Linked DNA regions of Homo sapiens: all the other regions are linked to region 3. A link is a loop called in an ENCODE intact Hi-C map of the cell type or tissue named here. Cell type or tissue: PC-9. All regions are shown on one strand.

Region 1 (5,000 bases), 190 kb after region 3:
AGTGAGGTGACTTTGCCTGCGTCTTTTGCCTTTTCGGGTTTTGGGCCTGTGTTTTTACATTTATTTCTTGGCGTTATCTCTCTTGGAAGTCTTCTCCAATCTGGTATCCATTCTTCTTTATATACCTTCATGTATCTTTTACTATACCTTTCAATATCTTGTCTTTCTTCAGGTGTTTCAATAAAATAAGGCATTCTTTTCATTGTTTCTCTCAACTCCTGTTTCAAAGCCAGCATGTATTCTTCATCTTCTGTTTTCAGTGGCACTGATTTATAATCTGCATCAGGAAATAGTGGGGGTGGTTTCAACACTACATAAGGTAACTTTTCACCTTTGCTAAATCCAACAGCCTCAGTATTAAAGGTATGAGCAGCACATCCTCCTCTTCCTTTATTCCCAGCCATCAGATCTAGTTATACTAGACGAGTGGGCAAATTCTGAAAGGCATCTGCCTGGCTGCACCCATGCCCAGCATGTTGGCGCTCAAGTGGTACACCCACAAGTCTCCAGGTGGTAGTATCTTTTGAATTCAAGAACACTTCTATGAGTCGGGCAACCATGCCAACATTTGGCTGGTGCATGGCTCCAAGCAGGACGTGGTGATTGATACAGGCCTGGGGCTGCACAGCCTCCCTGAGTACCTGTACTCCTCTGGCCTCTTGTAGGACCTCAGGGCCAAAGAGTTATTTCTGGGTTCTTAATTTATTCTTTTCCATTGGTCTATGTGTCTGTATTTAAGCCAGCACCATGCTGTTTTGGTTACCATAGCTTTGTAGTATATTTTGAAGTCAGGTAGTGTGATATCCCCAGCTTTGTTCTTTTGGCTCAGGATTGCTTTGACTATTCAGGGTCTTCTGTGGTTCTATATAAATTTTAGGGTTGTTCTTTCTGTTTCTGGGAAGAATGTTATTGGTATTTTGATAGGGATTGCATTGAATCTGTATATCACTTTTGGCAGTATGGACATTTTAACAATATTAATTCTTCTAATCTATGAACATGTAATATCTTTTCATTTTTTGTATGCTCTTCAATTTTCTTTCATCAGTATCTTATAGTTTTCATTATGGAGATTTTTCACCTCTGGTTAAATTTACTTCTGGGTATTTTTTTTCCTAGCTATTGTAAATGGGATTGCTTTCTTGGTTTCTTTTTCAGATTGTTCATTATGGGCAAATAGAAATGCTGCTGCTTTTTGTATGTTGAGTTTGTATCCTGCAACTTTATTGAATTTGTTTATTAGTTCTAACAGTTTTTTGGTGGAGTTTTTAGGTTTTTCTAAATCATATTGCCTGTAAACGGGGACAGTTTGAATTCCTCCTTTCCAATTTGGATGCCTTTTATTTCCTTCTCTTGCTTAATTGGTCTGGCTAGGACTTGAAGTACTATGTTGAATAACAGTGGTGAAAGTGAGCATCCTTATCTTGTTCCAGATCTTAGAGGAAAGGCTTTCAACATTTCCCCATTCGGTATAAAATTAGTACTAATATGTTAGCTGTGGGTTTGTCATATATGACCTTTATTGTTTTGAGGTATGTTCATTTTATACCTAGTTTGTTGAGAGTTTTTATCATGAATTAATGTTGTATTTTATCAAGCATTTTTCTCCATCTATTAGAATGATCGTATGGTTTTGTCCTTCATTCTGATGATGTATCACATTTAGTGATCTTCATATGTTGAAATATCCTTGCAACTTGATCATGGTATGTAATCTTTTTGATATGCTGTTAGATTCAGTTTGCTAGTATTTTGCTGAGAAATTTTGCAACTATGTTCATCAGGAATTTTGGCCTATAGTTTTCTTTTTTAGTTGTGTCCTGGTCTGCTTTTGGCATCAGGGTAATGCTGGTCTTGTAGAATGAGTTTGGAAGAATTCCTTTGCCTTCAATTTTCTGGAATAGTTGCAGAAAAAAATAGTATTAGTTCTTTAAAATTCGTAGAATTCAGCAGTGAAGCCAACCAGTCTAAAGGGAGCAATTTTGAGGCCTTCCACAGATACCCTCAGATCCCACCTATGGCAACCTCTGCTGGCTTTAACCAAAACCTACCCCCTCTAAGTCAATTCTCCCTCATCCTCCTGAATTGGAGTGGGGAGTTGCTTCTCTCTATACATCCGTAGAGGGGTTTTACATGCAAAGATGATATTTTGTCGCCCCTCCCTTACTTTCAAAGCAATTCCTGGTAGAATTCAGAACATCTCAGCCCTGTCTACAGAGAAGTGGGTCTGCACAGTCCTTTGTGGAGTCTGCAGAGCCGTGTGTGTGACCCACATGGGGTCAAGGACACAGGATCCTACCTATGATCTGGTCTTCATTCCTTCTCAGGGAATGGGGCCAACTCATATTTTGACCTGAGTCAAATAGACCTAAGTTTGAATTCTGCTTCAGCCACTGTCTAGCTGTATAACATTGTGCCTCTTACTTTTTCTGAGCCTGGTTTCCACATATGTAAAATAGGGATGACAACATGTATTTTGCAGGGTAGTTATGAGACCTGAATGATCCAAATGACCATGCTGTGTACTAGCTGTGTGACCTTAAGCAAGTTACTTAACCCTTCGTACCTCTGTACTTATGGGTTGTTATGAGGTATGAGTGCATTAATATTTGCAAAAAGCACATGAGAGTGCCTTGTGCATACAAAACATTACTTAGTGTTAACTATTGTTAATATTAAAGTATGTAAACTGGCTGATGTGCAAAAGGCCTTCAGTAAATGTAAGCTATTTTATCTTCTCCTTCTCAAGCCCACAGGTTCTGACTGTAGAAGTCTGGTTTCTCTGAGGCCACCACAGAGTTCCAGGCAGCCCGTTTATCTGGATTTGAATAGTTTTAAGTAAGTGGCCTTGGTTTGCCTTCTGGCACACAAAAAATAAAGTAACAGAGACACCTAGTGGGAGCTGATAGCAAGTGCTCCAGCAAGTCTGAGTGCCTGTGTCTGGGATCAGGTGGAGACCCGGAGGATGGAACCACTGTGGCCCATGAGTGCACAATGAGGCCAACAGGCTCTCTCGAGCCATGCCAGGGCAGCCTTCACCAATGGGAAGCCCTGCTCATCCACCCTGCAGCTGGTCCTTGTCACCAAGGCTCTGTTCTGAACAACCTCTGGGGACAAAGAGTCTGTTGCTGTATCAGCTCACACGGGTGGACCTAGCCTCAGGTCGTGGTGGGGGATGTAGGAAAGCAGACAGTTTTCTGCTTTGAGGAGTTGGCAGAAAACGATTGGACTTGGCACTTTTTTTGCTGTGTGACCTCGGATGAATCATTTAGCATCTCTGAGCTCCAGTTTCCTTGTGTGCAAAAACAGAGTTAGTAATAGTGAGGATGGTTTAAAATGATGGATGTAGAAAGCGAAGTGCTGAGTCTATGCCCATACCCCCTTGAATGCACCCGAACTTGTCTGATCTCAGAAGCTAAACAGGGTCAGGCCTGGTTAGTACTTGGATGTGACAAAGTTAAGCACTGTGTTGTTGACACACAGGAAGCACCCAATAAATGGTAGCTATTGTTGTTATTGTTATGATTTTATGGTGGATAACCGCACATGAAATAAATAGGGAATAAATCCACACAATATTGAACCAAGTGAAAGCCATCGTAGTTTATAGCAGGTGAGAGACAGGGCTATTCCAGATCTGCAGTAGTTAGGTGAGGCCTCATGGAGAAGACAAGATTTCTGATGAGCCTCTGACTGCAACAACAAACAAATTATACTCCTACTGGCTGAAACAATTATGGGGTGTGTTGGCTCATATAACTTGGTAAGATTTGATCCAGTGCCTTGATGATGTTACGAGGAGCCAATCTTTTCTTTTAAAAATATTCTTGTGACATAAAAAAGATTTAGAAAACGACATAGCATTCACCTTAGGAAATAAAATAGCAAATATAGTTGAGGCTTCCTGGCCCTCCTTCAGTTGCATTTCCCCTTCCCCTACCCTGCAAAAAGAACCACTCTCCTAAATTTGGTGTTTATACTTCCCATGGATGTATTTATGTTATTATTACATATGTGTGTGTTCCTAAACAACATATGGTAAAATTGTATGTTTTAAACCTTTTTATAAATATGTCATAGAGTATGTGTCTGTATTTGTCTGTTTGGGCTGCATAACAAAATACCATAGATTTGGTGGCTTAAACCACAGAAATGTATTTTCTCAAAGTTCTAGAGGCCAGGAAGTCCAAGCTCAAGGTGCCAGCCAGGGAGGTTTCATTCTGCAGACTGTTCTCTAGTCTTGCAGGTAGCTACTGTTTCTCTGGGTGCTCACGTGACCTCTTCCTTGTGCTTGTACAGGGAGAGAAAGAGAGATAGCAAGCTCTTTGATGTCTCCTCATGAGAGCCCCATCCTCAGGACCCCAACTAATGCTAATGATCTCCTAAAGACCCCATCTCCAAATACGATCACATTTGGGGTAGAGTTTCAATATGTTAATTTTGAGGGGATACAGATATTCTGCTCATTTCATTCCACTTCTGCCTCCCACAAAGTTCATGCCCTTCTTACATGCAGATGCATTCATTCCATTCCAACAGTCCCAAAAGTCTTAATTCATTCCAGCATCAACTCTAGTTCTAAAGACCAAAATCTCAACTAAATATCATCAAAATCAGGTATGGATGAAAATCGAGCTACAATTCATTGTGAGCAAAACTACTCACCAGCTATGAACCTGTGAAACCCGACTATTATGTGTTTCCAAAATATAACGGTGGAAAGGGCATAGGATGAACATTCCCATTCCAGAAGGGAGAAATCAGAAGAAAGGGGTGACAGGTCCCAAGCAAGTTCAATACCTAGCAAGGCAAATTCCATTAGATCTTAGGGGTTGAGAATAATCCTCTTTGGTTCAGTGCTCTGTCCACCCCCCATCCCAGCCCACTGGAGTGGCAGCATCACCTCACCACTCTCTGTGGCAACCTCACCTGCACAGCTCTCTGTGGTGGCCATCTGGTCTACTGAAACTGAGAAGAAACCAACCTTACCCCTTGGTTCT
Region 2 (5,000 bases), 170 kb after region 3:
TAAAATATAAACAGAATATCCAGGAGGGATATTTTGTTTCTGATGTAGCCCCAATGCCTAGAACAGTGCCTAGCACATAGTGGGTACTAAATAAATCTTTGTTGAATTGAGTGAGTGAATGAATGAATCATATGTGTGTATGTGTCAGGGTGGGGTGGGGAGGAATGGATGATAAGTGGAGAATCAAAATATCATGTGTTTTTAAAGCATCAAGACCCAGACAGGTTGAGTGTCCAAGGTCCTAGAACCTGTCAGTGGAAAGCTGAGACTAGCTCCCATGTTCCGCTGAAGTGGAGGTGAAGAGCCAGAGCTTATTGATGAAAAGCAGTTGAGAAATGTACTGCCATTTTCATTTTATTGATCGTTTTTGTCCCCTCTTGTAGATCAACACCAATCCCTAAACTGACTTGCCCACACACCAAAGATAGGCCTTGCTGTCCTGAATAGCTTTTTTTTTTTTTTTTTTTTTTTTTTGTGCACACTTAGGAAGAGATCATATCCTGGGTGTGCTACTATACAAATCAGGGTGATGTGTTCTGCCTTCCAGGAGGCTCTTGGAACAGTGACAGCACAAGCTTACTATTCCATTTTCATATTTGAACAACTTTGAATGAAGTGTCTTGACTGGAGCTGTTTTTAGAAACAATAATAAGAATGCTTTCCCCTCCTTTTTCCCACTTTGTTGTTAAACTAGCCTTCCTCTCTCCCCCTTTTCCCTCCTCCACATTCTCTGGAAAGTGTTAGTTTCAATCTCCACCCAAATGCATATGGGAGCTTCAGCAGGGAGTGCAGAGTGATGGTCTGAAAGTGTGGGGAACCAGAAGATTCCACTGACTCAGGCCTCAGCCAGACTGGGTATGCGCCTGAGAACTGTCAAAAGAGAACACACAGACCAAGTTACAGTGTTTCCCCCAGTCATGGTATGCTGGCACTTGTGGGTAATTTAGAAACCCAGATATGGGAATTTTTCATGTTGTCCTTGTAACATCTCATCTCTTCCATCCAAGGTTTAATCATCTATCTTTCAAGCTCTGGGTTTTATCAGAATTGTTGTATTGTTTCCATTCAATTCAATTCCTGTTTATTGAGCAAACTGTAAAGGAAAACTCTAATTTGGCCAAGGTATAAGTTAATTGGAACAGTTAAATAACAAAACAATCTGGTACATACCCCTCTTGTTCTCAGTAATAATTCCTAATGCTTACAATATTGCCCGACCCATGTTAGGGACTTGATAAATATTTGTTGAATGAATGAATGAATATGCTAAGTACCGAAAGGGGGCAGTGCCTCCATTAGGTTTCTTAACGTCTCCTTGGGTGACCCACAATATTTTCCCAATTGTCTCCTGCCCTCTAGCACTCTTCCAAACTAATCCATTCTCCACTTGACTGCCACTGTAATCTTTATAAACTGAAAATTTGCTTGTGTCATGCCCAGGTCTAAAGTACTTTAACTTTCCATCATGGCTCTCCAGTGCTCTCAGGACAAAGTTTATTTATTTTTATTTTTTGTTTTAATAAACAATATGTATTTCTTAGATTTTTAATTTCTAATTTTTATGGGTCCATAGCAGGTGTATCTATTTATTGGTACATAGGATAAAGTTTATTATGTCATTCATTTATTCACTGAACTGAAGGTCTCCTGAGGAAAGATCACCACTGAGCCTTGGGCAGAAATTCTCAGCCTGGGGGCTGTGAGGACACACAATCAGATACCTTCTTTTATTATTGAGTGCCCAATGTAGAGATAGACAGCCACTGATCTAGAAACATATGGAAAAAAGGCGTATAACATTATAAGGGTATATGCATATAAGGGTATATGCAGCATGCAGCAGACAAAGCCTGCTTGTGAGAGGTAATGCTGGAAGTGAGCATTTCTTTTCTGAGAAGGCCATTCCAGGACAGGCTCCACCCAAATCAGGGATAAACCAACAGAGAGAGAAGCCGTGCCATTTCACCACTTAGTGTCATATCATCCTTCCCTGGGCAATAAAATCCCCCAGGTTAGCCTCCTGCCCTCTCCTGGAATTTCCTTGTCACAATCTGGCTGATTTTGGCTTTGGCCAAGCCTCTTTTCTGGGGAAGTTGTCCAACGGAGCTTGCCTGGAGAAAAGTGTGTATTGCATTGTTGCATATCCAACCTAGGAGAGTCAAGAAAGCAAACCTCAGGCAACACACCCAGAACTCAGTGGGTCAGAATAGAGCAGGAGTGGAAGGCTCCAAGAAAGAGATGTCTGAGAAAGATATCTGATATTATTTGTGGTAATTAAGACATCTTAACAATGGAATTAAGATGAACAATGCAAGGGAAAAAAAAGATAACTAGCAATTTCAAAATTCTGTGCAAGAAAGGAGTACTTCCTGGTACAAAGCTGACCTTCAGGAGCCAGCTCTCTGCTTGGGGTGAAAAGTGTAAACATGCATAAATAGTTATTAGTTAAGTTTCTGTCTCTTTTTCCCCCTTGCTCAGGACCCTCTTCAGCCAGCAGGTCTTAGTTCTGTCCCCAGCACAGCTTGCTCATTCAGGTCCTTAGTGACCTCCCAGTCTTGACACCTCTTCCCCTAGGACATTTACAATCCCACTGACCCCTTAATGCCCATATTGTATTTCTCAAGATGTCTCCCTGAACCATTCCACCCCAAAGGGATATCATTCTCTTCTGAAATTCATTAGCACCTATACTCTTAAGGAAGTTATCACTAACTAGTCAAGATTTTAAATAGTCTTTTAATGGGTATATATCTTCTGCAACCTTCCAAAGGGAAAGGGTACCCCTCTTCTTAGGCACACCAGGGACCTAACAGAGTATGCTCAGTCAACATTTATCCACTGGTTGATGATTAATGCCTGAGCCATGTGGCAGGGCTCCAAACATCACAGGCATTCCAGGAAGGAATGCAGAAGCTGCTAGCTATGTTATCTCACCAAGTGAGCTCAAGATAATGTAGAAAGCTGGATGGAGGCCAGCCCTGGTCCAAATCTCTGTGAGTGCCCTTTTTGTCTCTTAAGAAGGCTATTATACAGACCCTGACCTGGGTGACAAAATTCCTGAGGCTAGAGGCCTCCCCTCCCCCTAGAATTTCCAAGTCATAGTCTTGTTGATTTCTGCTCTGGCCAAGACCCTCTCCTGTGGATGACGTTTGTGTGAGGATGGCTGACAATGAATGTAGACCGTGCTGTTGTATATATATCAGATTAGGCAGCAGCCGGCACAGGTGGTCCTGACCTGGCAGTGGACTCTGAGTTGCTGCTGAAGTCCCCAGCTCCTTCCTGACTGTCGACTTTTTATGTCTTCATTGAGTACCTCTTAACCTTCTCAGTATGTAGTTCTTTGTCATAGATCTAAGTCTTTGATTTCACAGGACACGGGCAATACAAACTGGCTGGCTTCTCGGTGACCACATGCCCCCAGTACCCCTGCGTTCTTGCCTTGGTCCTATCTGGGGAAATGTTTTCCCTGACCCAGGGGAGCAACCTGGTTAGAGTAGAATAGAGTCAAGCAGGGTAGGCCAACCTGGGTAAGCTGAATTGTTGTGGAGGAGGTGGTGGGTGATGGTGATGTAAGAGGCCTTAGCTAACATTTAGTTCAACCCTCTTGTCTTACAGATGAGGAAACTAGTGCTCAGTTTTAATTAATTTCAGTCACAATATAAATTCATTTAATCTCAAGAGTTAGAAAGACACTTAAAATTCTTGGGAGGAAGTCATGTCATTCAATAATTCATCCAATGCTCGGCTGAGCATGATGGCTCATGCTTATAATCCCAGCATTTTGGGAGGCCGAGGCAGGCAGATTACCTGAGATTAGGAGTTCGAGACCAGCCTGGTCAACATGGTGAAACCCCTTCTCTATTAAAAATACAAACATTGGCCAGTCATGATGGTAGGTGCTTGTAATCCCAGCTACTTGGGAGGCTGAGGTAGGAAAATCGCTTGAACCTGGGAGGCAGAAGTTGCAGTGAGCCAAGATGGCGCCATTGCACTCCAGATTTGGGCAACAAGAGCGAGACTCCATCTCAAAAAAAAAAAATAATAATAATAATAATAATAATTCATCCAATGCTTGAGTCCTTTTCACAGTGTCCTGGCCACGTAGTTTTCTCAATCGTGCTTGAAAACCTCCAGTGGCAGATATCTTACTACCTGCTCATCACATATTCAGACAACTTTGGTTATTTAAAAAGTGAGTTAAAGAGCTGGAACTGGACACCAAAACTCCTGCATCTTTTTCCAGTATTCTCTCCCTTCTACCAGGCTGATGCTCAGTTCTTTTGAGGAACCCCAAGGGATAGAGGCATGAAAGATAGCTGCCTACTTCTCAGGGGAGAGAGGCCAGAAAAACTCAGAGGGGAAGACTTTAGGGTGACAGGGAAGAATCCCCTCTGTGTTCTCTGATTTAGCTGGGGCACAGTTTTCCTAAAAGAAGAGAGAGACAAGGAGAGACAACAAGGAGAGTGGAAACCCCGTTTAAATCATTCCCTTACTAATGATGTCTTAGAATGTAAGAAAAGACACCGTTTTAGTACTCTTTTAGGAGACTGTTTGGTGTGGTACTTATAAACTAGAGAGAAACTCCAAAGTCAGAGCTCCTTGGGTAGGAATGTTGCAACCTTATCTCCTGCAATGGTGGAAAAAAATTAATGGTCAAATGGATATTTACAGAATGTCTCACGGGTCCCAGATCTGTGCTAGGTTACATAAACACCCTCCCACTTACTCCTCATAATAACCTTGTGATGTGGGGGACAATAAGGCTGTAAATCTAAGTATTTGCTTAAAGTTTTACAATAAGTGATTGAGGAAGGAATAAATCCAGACTTCAAGACTCAGAGAAGAGCAAAAGCTTTTCCTGCTCTGAGCTTCCTTTTTGTGGATCCTGGCACAGTAGAAAACAGACTTGTACTCTCATGACCATTATTATGGGGTTCCTGGAGTCATTGTAGGGGTGTGGAGAGCTGCTAGAGATTAAAAAAATGGAGACAGTCAGCCTC
Region 3 (5,000 bases):
CATGCCTGTAATCCCAGCACTTTGGGAGGCCGAGGCGGGTGGATCATGAGGTCAGGAGATCGAGACCATCCTGGCTAACAAGGTGAAACCCCGTCTCTACTAAAAATACAAAAAATTAGCCGGGCGCGGTGGCGGGCGCCTGTAGTCCCAGCTACTCGGGAGGCTGAGGCAGGAGAATGGCGTGAACCCGGGAAGCGGAGCTTGCAGTGAGCCGAGATTGCGCCACTGCAGTCCGCAGTCCGGCCTGGGCGACAGAGCGAGACTCCGTCTCAAAAAAAAAAAAAAAAGAAAGAAACACACAGCCTCAGTCCACACCTACGGAATCACAGACTCTGGGGTGGGCCTGTCCTCTGTGCCACCGCCCAGGTGATTCTGCTGCGCTGGCGTGGATTACTGACAAGCAGGGCCACTGTGGGTCATCAGGAGCAGGTGGGGATGGCATGGCTAGAGGGGGCTGGGCAGAGGGAAATGGAGGGATTCCAGGAGAAGCCAGTGAGCCTGCAGCTCTGGGACGCATAAGAAGAGCATCCCGGGGCATCAGCCACCTGAGTCCCCTGTGCAGCAGAGCAGCCTCCCTGTGGAGGCAAAGGCCACTCCCGTCCCCTGCCCCACCCCACCCTGGGTAAGAGCCCCAGCACCCCTTACCCTTCGCGGTCGATGTGTGGCAGGGGCTGCTTGGGCGTGTGTCGGACTTTGCGGTGGAACTGGGTGAAGTCCAGCTTTTCCGGCTGCAGGTCCCAGGTGGCACCACTAGAGGGCGAGGGAGGGTGAGAAACGGAGGCAAGAGGGCAACAGCCCAGTTACTGACGGAACCAGGGGGCCAGGCTGAACCTGGCAGAGCAGATCCGCAGAAAGGAGCCGCCAGGGGCCAGGCGGGGAGCCCCACTCAGAATGGAGCCCCAGGTGCCACCCCTCACCTTCCTCACCCTGCCGTGGGAAAGTGCATGCTTATGAAACAAGTGTGGGCCTGATGCCCATTGCACAGCGGCCTCTGCAACACCTGAGTTTGTTTTCGTGCCCACATTTGAGGAAGGCCAGGGAGAGCAAGGGGCCAAATGCCAGTCTCCAGCCTCTGACAAGCAGCTCAAAGTGACGACCCGGCCACCCTGAGGTAGATGAGGCAGGCTAGTGGGAAGCGGGGCCCAGCCTCTGCAGCCCCATCCCGGGGGCCCTCCCCATGCCTCCACTGTCTCCCGTTGACACTCACCGCCTCCTCTCTCCGGCCTTCTTTCCACCCCATCCTTCCTACATCCCCTACTCTGCTTCTCTCTGCCTCTTGCTCATGAACCATCAGCGTTCATTCCGTCCCCAAGGAAGCCAGTTTCCCCGGCTGGACCTCACACCACAGGGAAGGAGGGAGGAGGAGGTTACCTGAAGGAATCGAAGGTGTTGGCCGCCCAGATGTCCGTGCCCAGCATGTCCAGAGAGTTGTCTTTGCTGCCATTCTGGAAGAGATGGGGGTGAAAGGGCTGACATTAATTGCTCGGCCAGGATGCTGAGAACACGGGGCCAGGGCCTGAGGGGCTGGGGGGCTGGAGTGAGCCCCCAAGTGAGTATGGTGGCTGGTGCACCCAGTCAGAGTCAGGGGACTGCCTGGGGGTCTCCTGGCCTCCCCCCAGGCATAGGCCCTCGTTTCACTGAGGTTTTATAGATGTATACAGAAGGGTCCAGGCCCCTGCTGCCCCAGGCCCATGGCTCTCTCCTCAAAGCCTCCACACCCAGCAAGGGCTCTGTACCACCCAGAGCCACCATCACCACTGCCAGCCTGATGGCTGAGGCTTCTCCCCAGGGAGGGGCTCTGCAGAGCCAGGCCCACTGGGGAGCCCATGGAGGCTGCCTTCCTTCACAGTTCAGTCCTACTCCCCAGAAGCCCCCACCGACCAAGGCTACACCAGCAACTGGATTTCTCTGAGTCGAGCCGATCCTCCAGTGTTCCCTATGTGACCCACCCCAGAGACAGAAACCTCTTTACTCAATGCAGCTTCTATGATTTGGTTTCTCTGCTCTCTGGCTGGTGAGCTCCCTGGCAAATTCTCCAACCCCTGACCGCACCTGATGCCCTCCAGCCCTTCTTACCCCTGCAATCTGGTTTCCATCGTCACACTCTTTAAAACAATACTTCCACATCCACCTGAGCTGAACGTGTGCACGCCGTATGACCCAGAAATTCACTCCCAGGTATAAACACACAGAAATGTGCCCGATGCTCACCAAAAGACATGTACAGAAAGCGTATACAGCAGCATCCGCCATTACAGCTCCAAACTGGAGACCACCCACATGCCTGTCATCAGCTGATTCGATAAATAAACCGTGGTATGTTCACATATTGGAGTATCACACCGCAGTGAGCACAAACAAAGTAAAATAACATGCAGCAATATGAATAAATATCACAAGCATACAGGGAACAAAAGAACCCAGATGCAAAAGAGAACCAATTATGTTCAGGAACAGGCAAACTAACGAATGTATAGTGAAAGAACTCAGATAGTAACTGGAAGAGGAAACCAATCTCTCTTCCAGAGAGAGACAGAGAGAGCGAGCAGCTTTGATTAACTAGAAGGAGAGGGCACAAAAACCGGGAAGGCTGGACAGTCCAGCCTCCAAGCAGAAGGGGCCAGGCACTCCAGCCGCCACAGACAGGAGGCAGGAGGTAATGAGAGCCTGGAGGAGAGGTGGAGGGCTTATGGAGTCGAAGGGACAAGAGGACTGTCTGGGGAGAACCACCTGGGCTGTCTGACTCTGGGCAAGTCCCTCAGCCTTCCTGGGTCTCATTGATAACATGAACACTGGTCCCTCTCTCTGGGCACCAACAGCCTGCAGGTCTAAGTAACTTGAAACTTCCTCATTCCAGGCTGCCCTGAGAGCTTGCACAATCCTTTCTAGCAGATCAGCCACATTTATTCAGGGCCGCCATGGCCCTGGGTGCTTCTCCCCATGCCTTTCCTGTCCCATCCCCGTAATCCCCTTTGCTCCTGACCATGGCCTGTCAACTGGGCCTTGCTCCCCTCTTGCCCTCTCCGAATGTGCCCCATCTGTCAAAGATTGGCTCAGCCAGGAAGCACCTCTGGCCTCCCAAACTGCAGTCACCTCGCTCTGCCCTGAACTTGCTATCTGTGTGGGTGACTTACAGTAGCAGAGCCGGCCTCTTGCAGTTCTCACTTCTATTTCCTGTAGTGACCTCTCTCCCACAGGAGATAGCGGGCCCTTGATGGCAGGGACCCCCTGGGTCCCCCAGAGCTGGAAGCTCAGTGCTCCTGACATATACTGCAAGAGATTTTCACCATCTTCTTTAAACATGCGTTTTCTTTTTGCGTCAATAAACTGTGTGACCTCGGCAAAGTCACTTCACCAGTCTGGACTTCAGATTCTTCATATTTAAATAAAGAGATCCCAGAATGAAATACCATGCCCTGTAGATGGGCTCCTTCTGACTGGCATGCGTGCTGCTACCATCCCCTCTCCTGCCAGCGGCAGATATCACTAATCAATTACAGCATGGTTGCCAGTCCTCCAAGCAGGTGGCCCCTAATGTTCTAGGATCGTCCTCTCTCCCTTTTCTTCGAGTTGCCTCACATCCTCCCCATTCCAACTCCTGGGGCCCTGCTTGCTCCAAGTGCAACTCTGAAACTCCAGGTCAGCTAGAGAGACTCACCTTCTATCACACAACCCCCAAGGGGACAGCCCCTGCCTCCCGAGATGTTGACCGGCTTGTTCACACCCCCCTCCTGGGCCTCGAATGTAATTATCATTGGGGATAGCAGCCAAAAATAACATAGAAAGCAAAGATAAAAAAAAATCATACATGCAAACAAAACTCTTGCTTCCAAAGCATCTATTGCAGACCTCACTCAGCATGCAGTTCATTTTCCTCCTTCAGCCCAGTGACCTGAAGCCTCTCCTCCACACGTGTCTTCCCTAATCCCTGATCTGTTAAATACCCAATGTTCTCTGGCGCCTATAAATTCAGCTTCAGTGGATCACCTCTTGGTCACTGCTCTCTTACATGAATGTTAGACCTTCCCCAAGTAGACTGTAATCTTTTCCACTGGACTGCCTCTTTCTCTTTGTGCCCCCACAGTGGCCAAGCCAGGCACACAGGAGGGCCAGCTTGGATTCCTGCCAACTGATTGAGGAGATGCCACTTTGTAACAGGAGGAAGCACGACCCTACTGCCTCTGTGGCTGAAAGACTGAATCAAGATTAGGATGTCAAGAATGATTTACCGTCCTAGGATCCGAGGCCCGTAAGGCCCTTAGAGAGTAAGAAACATGGATGGAGAGATAGAAAGAGAGAGCAACTATGTAGAGAAGGTCATGGCCAAACCTAGAAGTGCAAAGCATCTTCCAGGAAGATGGTGATTCACCTTGAAGGCAGTTGAAGGGCAGTGCAGATGGGCACATAAATCTCCCTCCTGGCCTGCAGGTTGGCATCTTGGCTACTACTCCTCAACTGGCAGGGAGCGAGGACAGGTCACAGTAACAGTCACTGGCAGCAGCTGTGAGGGGGCCAATGCCCCTGTGCAGAGAGCTGGTGGAACCTCTCTGCCTGGAGGAGGGGGCACTACCCTTGGGCTAAGGGAGGTGACTGGGCAGGGCAAACTTGGGCATTTCCAAAGCAGTATCCCTGGCGGGGGACCCACCAATCTCTGGACTTCCAGATTCTTGGGGTCAGGGAAATGTGCTCCCAGCTGATGGGAGGGAAAGAGCCAGGGCAGAAGCTGTGCCTGCATGTATGTGTTTATTCTTTACAGAGGAAGCCCACCCTTCCGTGCATCTGCAGAACAGCCCTGTGATCAGCTGCTGCCATCTCCATGTTGGGGGTGAAAAACAGAAGCCTGGGGAGAGGGACCATGGCCCAGCTGGGGAGCAGGTGGTGGAGTCACGGTGGCAACCAGTGCTCCTCCAAGAGCCATGGCAGTCACGCAACCAACACACGTCACAGGTGACAGACTCTCACATTTTCCTCATTGAATCCCCACAGCTCCTTACAACAAC
Region 4 (5,000 bases), 56 kb after region 3:
AGGTGCTGTGAGAATCATGTGAAAGAATGAATGAGAAAAGTGCTCAACACCGCTAGGCATACATCAAGCACTCAATTATCAGTTGCAATTGTCACTCGACTTCACAACTGCTATACCTCACTCTGTCTTCTGCATTCTCTCCTACCTCTGCCTCTCCAAATCTCCCCTTTTCCCTCAAGGCCCACCTCTGGGCACACCTCCTCCCTGAAGCCCTCCTTGACTACTCTGGATATCAATGACGACTGCTATCTCTGAACCCCAGATCTCTGCAGATCTCACCACTCCCTAATGCCTCCCAACTCTGAACACCCTGAGTCCTCCTTGGGCCTCAGTCTGGCTCTCTCCTGTATTCCAATCCCTGGGTTGACCTGTTTTGCCAACCTGCAGGAACTCACAGAGATCCATTCTCTCTTCTGTGGACTCTGAAGGTAGATGGGTGAGCCCCACCACCAGCTGTCAAAAGCTTCTGGGTTTATTGGCCAAGAATGAAAATTAACTTGGAGCATGCTAGGAAGGGAAACCAATAGTGCCCTGCTCTGAACCCAGCAATGTGTCCACAAGCACCTGGGGTAAGGCTAGAAAGGGCATCCAAGTGTGGTGGCAGCAGCGCTCCAGGCCTTCCTTCTCAGGCAACGTTCTCTCTGGCATCTGTCTTGGGGTTTCCAGGGTCCCCAGTCAGCTTTCTCCCTCTTGGCAACAGCTCCCTGAACTACAGACCAGCTGGAGCAGAGAGAGTACCGAGCTGTTTCCAGAGCCTGGTGGGAGTGTCCACAGCCCAGAACAGGCTGTGCACAGGCTAGATCTCAGCAGGCTGTGGCCTTGCAGGCCTGTCCAGGTGGTCTTGTGCTATGGTTGCAAGGCAGAACTGGCTCACGTTCGAGAACAGCAACCCTTTCTCTCTACTCATCCTCAAGAACAGCTCAAGCCCACCTCTTAGATGCCACCCTGACCGGCCCAGGTCACAGAGACCCCTCAGAATGCTCATAGCAGCCACTCACTGGGCCCTTGGGCTTCTGCCTGCCCCCACCCCCCCACCACTTTCGATGACCGCCTTGTCCTGCAAGGAGCACAGTCACAAAGCAGAGATTGCTACCGCCTGTGCTGGGGCCACGTCTGGACCATGGTGTGTTCTGGTTAGCCAGTTAGATATTTTAAAAATATTTGAGCTAACGTTTATAAATCAAAATATTTCACATAAAAAGCCACAATTTCTGACTTTTCTTGAAAAAACTGGATGATCGAGCAACACTGGCCCACCTTCTTGCGCTGTAACCATCAGCTAGAGCTAAGAAGTGCTGTCCCCTTCAGACCAGGCAATCAACCCCAGTTCTCTGCAGACCCATACACTCTCTAATGCCTCCCCGCTGCTCACAGCCTCACTCTCACCTGGCTCCCTCACTCACACATGTTACCTGCCTGGCCCCTGTAAGGCATCCGAGTTCGAAAGTCCCCTGCGAAAGAGCAACTAACTGGAAGTGGTCTATGCCTACAAAAATGAGGGCTCCCCCTCAGAACTTGGAAATAAATCAGGACGAAGGATTGCCCTTGGGAGTTACACTGTGAAATAATACATGATAGTCCAGGTCCAAAACAGAAATATGCAAGGTCATTGCAAGCAGAAAGAAAAAAAGGCTCCAGACCAGCAGTACTCAACCATAACCTGGCTGAAGATAGCCACAGCTATTATAGAAGATGGTGTCACTCAGCAGAAACTCGGCTGTGCATACCCAAGCTCCTCCTAGGGACAGGGTGCTCCTGCTCAGTGTCTCAAGGGAGGAAAGGACAGCCCAGGGATGTCCCACTGCTCCTGTAATGCCCCCACCACCCTCCAGCTCAGCCTTAATGTGAGCTGAGTGGCTGCCTCCTTCCCCAGCTAAACTATGAGCTCCTGGAGGCTGAGGACCTGTCTGCTCCTTTCCTTGGACCCTGGGAGCCTGAGCTGACCTCACCATAGACATTCAGTTCCTCTTTTTGACAGTTTCATGATGGATTCCCAGAAAGTAGAAAATGGTCAGCAGCAGGTAACAAATGCTCTGCCCACCTTGGTATTAGCAGACGGCTGCTGATGGGCACAGATGGGTGGCACATTACAAGTGGACCCAGCAGACACAGCTTGGGTGTCAGAGGGCAGGCCCCTCTTCTGCCAGGGAGCCCTCATGTATCCCACACAATGCCTGAAGCATGCTGGACAGCAACCACAGGAATCTCAGACTTGATCCGGTGCCCAGCGCTCTTACAGCTCTCCCTGAATTCTCTACGAACCACAGGGAGGCAAAGAAATCGGCAGCAAAAGCCCAGGGCCCCTGATTCCTGGAGTGGCCTCCAGGCCCAGAGACAACACAGCACAGCTGCCTCTGCCTTTGCTTGGAGGACCCGAGGGAGGGAAACTCCTGCTCAAAGGCAGCTGCCCTTTGACCTTTCCTAAAGCAGGAAAGCAAATCATCAATATTGTATTCCCCACAGATTGTTGGTTTCCAAACTATTTTCCTCTAATATCATACTTGTTTTTCAAATGAAATTATAAACGACTCCCCCCAAATATATAAAAGATAATAAATACCTGTGTTTATTGAGAATTTAGTATGTGCCGGCCCCTGTGCTAAATGCTTGTCATATATTAATTTAATCCTCAAGATCATCCTATAATGTAGGCATTATTTTTGTCCCCCTTGTACAAATTAGGAAACTGAGGACACGAAGGGTTGCTCAAGGTCACCTGGCTAGGAAGAGGCTGGCTCAGAACTGAAACCTGGACAGAATGGCTCCAAGACATGGATACTCTGACCAAAGAGAGTGAGGGTCCCAGAGCTCCACTCCCTCAATGTGCCAGCCCTTGCCCAACATCCCCCATAAGCTGCTAGACCCTGTCGTCCCTCCTGGAGTGGGCATTGGAAACTGCTCCAGATCAAGCCTTTGGGTCCTGTCCAGGGTGCCAGAAGTTATGTACTCTCCAGGGAGTCCGAAGTCATTTAGGGAGGTCTGGAGGGTGGCACTGGGCCTCATGCCCCTGGAGTCTGCACAGCTCAGCATTGTCCTTCCTGCCAGTCAGCTCTTAATAACCCTGCGGCTGCAGTTAGGCAGAGCATGCATCACCACCCCCTGTTACCCTCCCATATGGGGACCCTGGAACAGTATGCCAGTGGCCCAGTGACAGGGCAGGATGATGACCCAGGCATCTGACTCCAATCCTGAGCATTTGCCCTGGACTAGCAATATCTCAGATTCCCACTCCTTGTGGCATGAACCAATGAGTCACTGAACGTTGCCCCCAGGTTGAGCTGAGATAGGGTAGGAGCTCTGAGGAAGGGGGAAAGGGACGGATGAGACAGGTGCAGTCCTTTTGAGCTGCAAAGGCTTCTTCTGGTTAGAGGGTATGAGAAAGCCAAGCTCTGCAGGCCACACATATTTGCAAGCCATATCCACTACCTTGTAGAACATAAAGCCCGATTACAGAGGCCTCCCACAACAGATTGCCAAGCCAGAGACAAGACCTCTTGGCCAAGGCCACATAGAAGGTTCAGGTATGGTTTCCTAGGGTTGGTTTCCCCAGTTACTTCTCTCTGGAACATGATCAAGTAATTGGGAAAACAGGCAGCCAGAAAAATCTAAGTTCCAGTTAATTCCATCAGGAACCCACTCTAGTGTGCGTGCTTGAGAACAGGGACCTTTTCGTTTTTCCCATCATTGTATTTCCAGGACCTGGTATGAAGTGGGCAATCAACAGAAGCCGGAAGGGAGGACTGTGGGCTCCCTCCGAGAGGCCCATGGTGGGCCTCTGTGACCTAAGAGCTCCTCCCACAGGCTAGTCTGGGACAGCTGCAGTGAGGAAGGACTCCCAGGTGCAGCCAGATGCCTTGCAGCAGAGAGCCCACAGGGGGCAGCTCCTGATGGCTGTTCTAATTAGTCCATCAGAGTCTTTGGTCTCTACTTCCCATTATTTCTGTGGTTAATTTCACCCACTAGAGCATGGTAGCAGCAGATAACCTCTTCACACACACAGCAGGAGAAGTCTGTAGCCAGATACAACCGCAGGGAGCAGGCTGAGTGGTTAACTGGCAGATAATTAACTGAGAAATCCCCCACAGCCATCTGCAAACTACACTGAGACATGGAGAAGGAGGGGATATAAGGCCAGAAAGGAGCCTCCCATAGCCTCAACTGTCACTGGATTTCACCCAGAATCCTAGAAGCTTAGAAGTAAAAAGACCTTACAAAGTATCGAGTCAAGTGTTGGAGAGGATGTGGAGCAACTGGAGTCCTCAAACACTGCTCATGGGAATGTCAGATGGTGCAGCTGCTGTGGAAAACCATATGGAATGGTTTGCAATTTCTTGAACCATTAAACATAAACCTTATGACCCAACAATTCCACTCCAGGTATATACCTGAGAAAAATGAAAACACATGTCTACATAAAAACTTGCACACAAATGTTTTTAGTACCATTATTAATAATAGCCAAAAGGTAAAATCTACACAAACATCCATCAACTGATGACTGGATAACAAAATATGAACTATGCATGCAATGGAATATTACTCAGCCATTAGAAGGAATAAAGTACTGATCCACGCTACCACATGGATGAACCTTGAAAATACAAAGCTAAATGAAAGAAGCCAGTCACAGAAGATCACATAAGATTTCATTAATATGAAATGTCCAGAATAGACACATCTAGAGAGACAAAAAGTAGAATGGTGTTTGCTTACAACTGAGGCAGGAAGGAGGCAGGGAGACAAGGGGGTGATAGCTAAAGGGTTTCTTTTAGAGGTGATGAAGGTGGTAAAGGTCACACATATCTATAATTAGACTGAAAACCATTTAATTGTATATTTTAAATGTGTAAATTATAAAATATATAAATCGAATCTGAATAAAGCTGTTAAAAAAGTAATGTACATGGATTGGCCCCATGATTATTGACTTGGGTTGGAATCTCTGGCTTAGTAGCTTGGAGGCCTCTCCAAAAAAACCATAGTTGTTAGAATCATCTAGG

What was found. Peaks named below come from ENCODE experiments on the same cell type or tissue, not always from the same donor. Only the 100,000 strongest peaks of a DNase experiment are listed, where the experiment ranks them.
Region 1: a loop joins it to region 3, with 7 times the contacts of the local background. A loop is called at or near these places in 104 of 110 quality-filtered maps.
Region 2: a loop joins it to region 3, with 6 times the contacts of the local background. A loop is called at or near these places in 104 of 110 quality-filtered maps.
Region 4: it touches region 3 in a loop (10-fold over the local background); 20 of 110 quality-filtered maps call a loop at or near these places.

Annotation. Positions count from the first base shown.
Region 1 is chr18:48,473,965-48,478,964 of GRCh38, reverse strand. It overlaps the pseudogene RNA5SP456 and the pseudogene POLR3GP2. Among named protein-coding and RNA genes, the nearest start is that of CTIF, 63 kb to the left of the region's middle. In PC-9, a CTCF peak has its summit at 2,894 (motif pointing left); a DNase peak (open chromatin) is centred at 2,884.
Region 2 is chr18:48,486,631-48,491,630 of GRCh38, reverse strand. No RefSeq gene overlaps it. Among named protein-coding and RNA genes, the nearest start is that of CTIF, 50 kb to the left of the region's middle. In PC-9, no CTCF peak of the experiment used is centred here; DNase peaks (open chromatin) are centred at 2,900 and 4,680; H3K27ac peaks cover 273 bases.
Region 3 is chr18:48,660,197-48,665,196 of GRCh38, reverse strand. It overlaps CTIF (cap binding complex dependent translation initiation factor), which reads right to left. Exons shown (of 12, transcript NM_014772.3): 4 at 1,372-1,445; 5 at 646-750. Among named protein-coding and RNA genes, the nearest start is that of MIR4743, 7.9 kb to the left of the region's middle. In PC-9, CTCF peaks have their summits at 538 and 742 (motif pointing right); a DNase peak (open chromatin) is centred at 2,836; H3K4me3 peaks cover 1,260 bases; H3K27ac peaks cover 1,684 bases.
Region 4 is chr18:48,604,517-48,609,516 of GRCh38, reverse strand. The region is part of intron 1 of CTIF (cap binding complex dependent translation initiation factor); the gene reads right to left. Among named protein-coding and RNA genes, the nearest start is that of MIR4743, 64 kb to the left of the region's middle. In PC-9, a CTCF peak has its summit at 3,865; no DNase peak of the experiment used is centred here.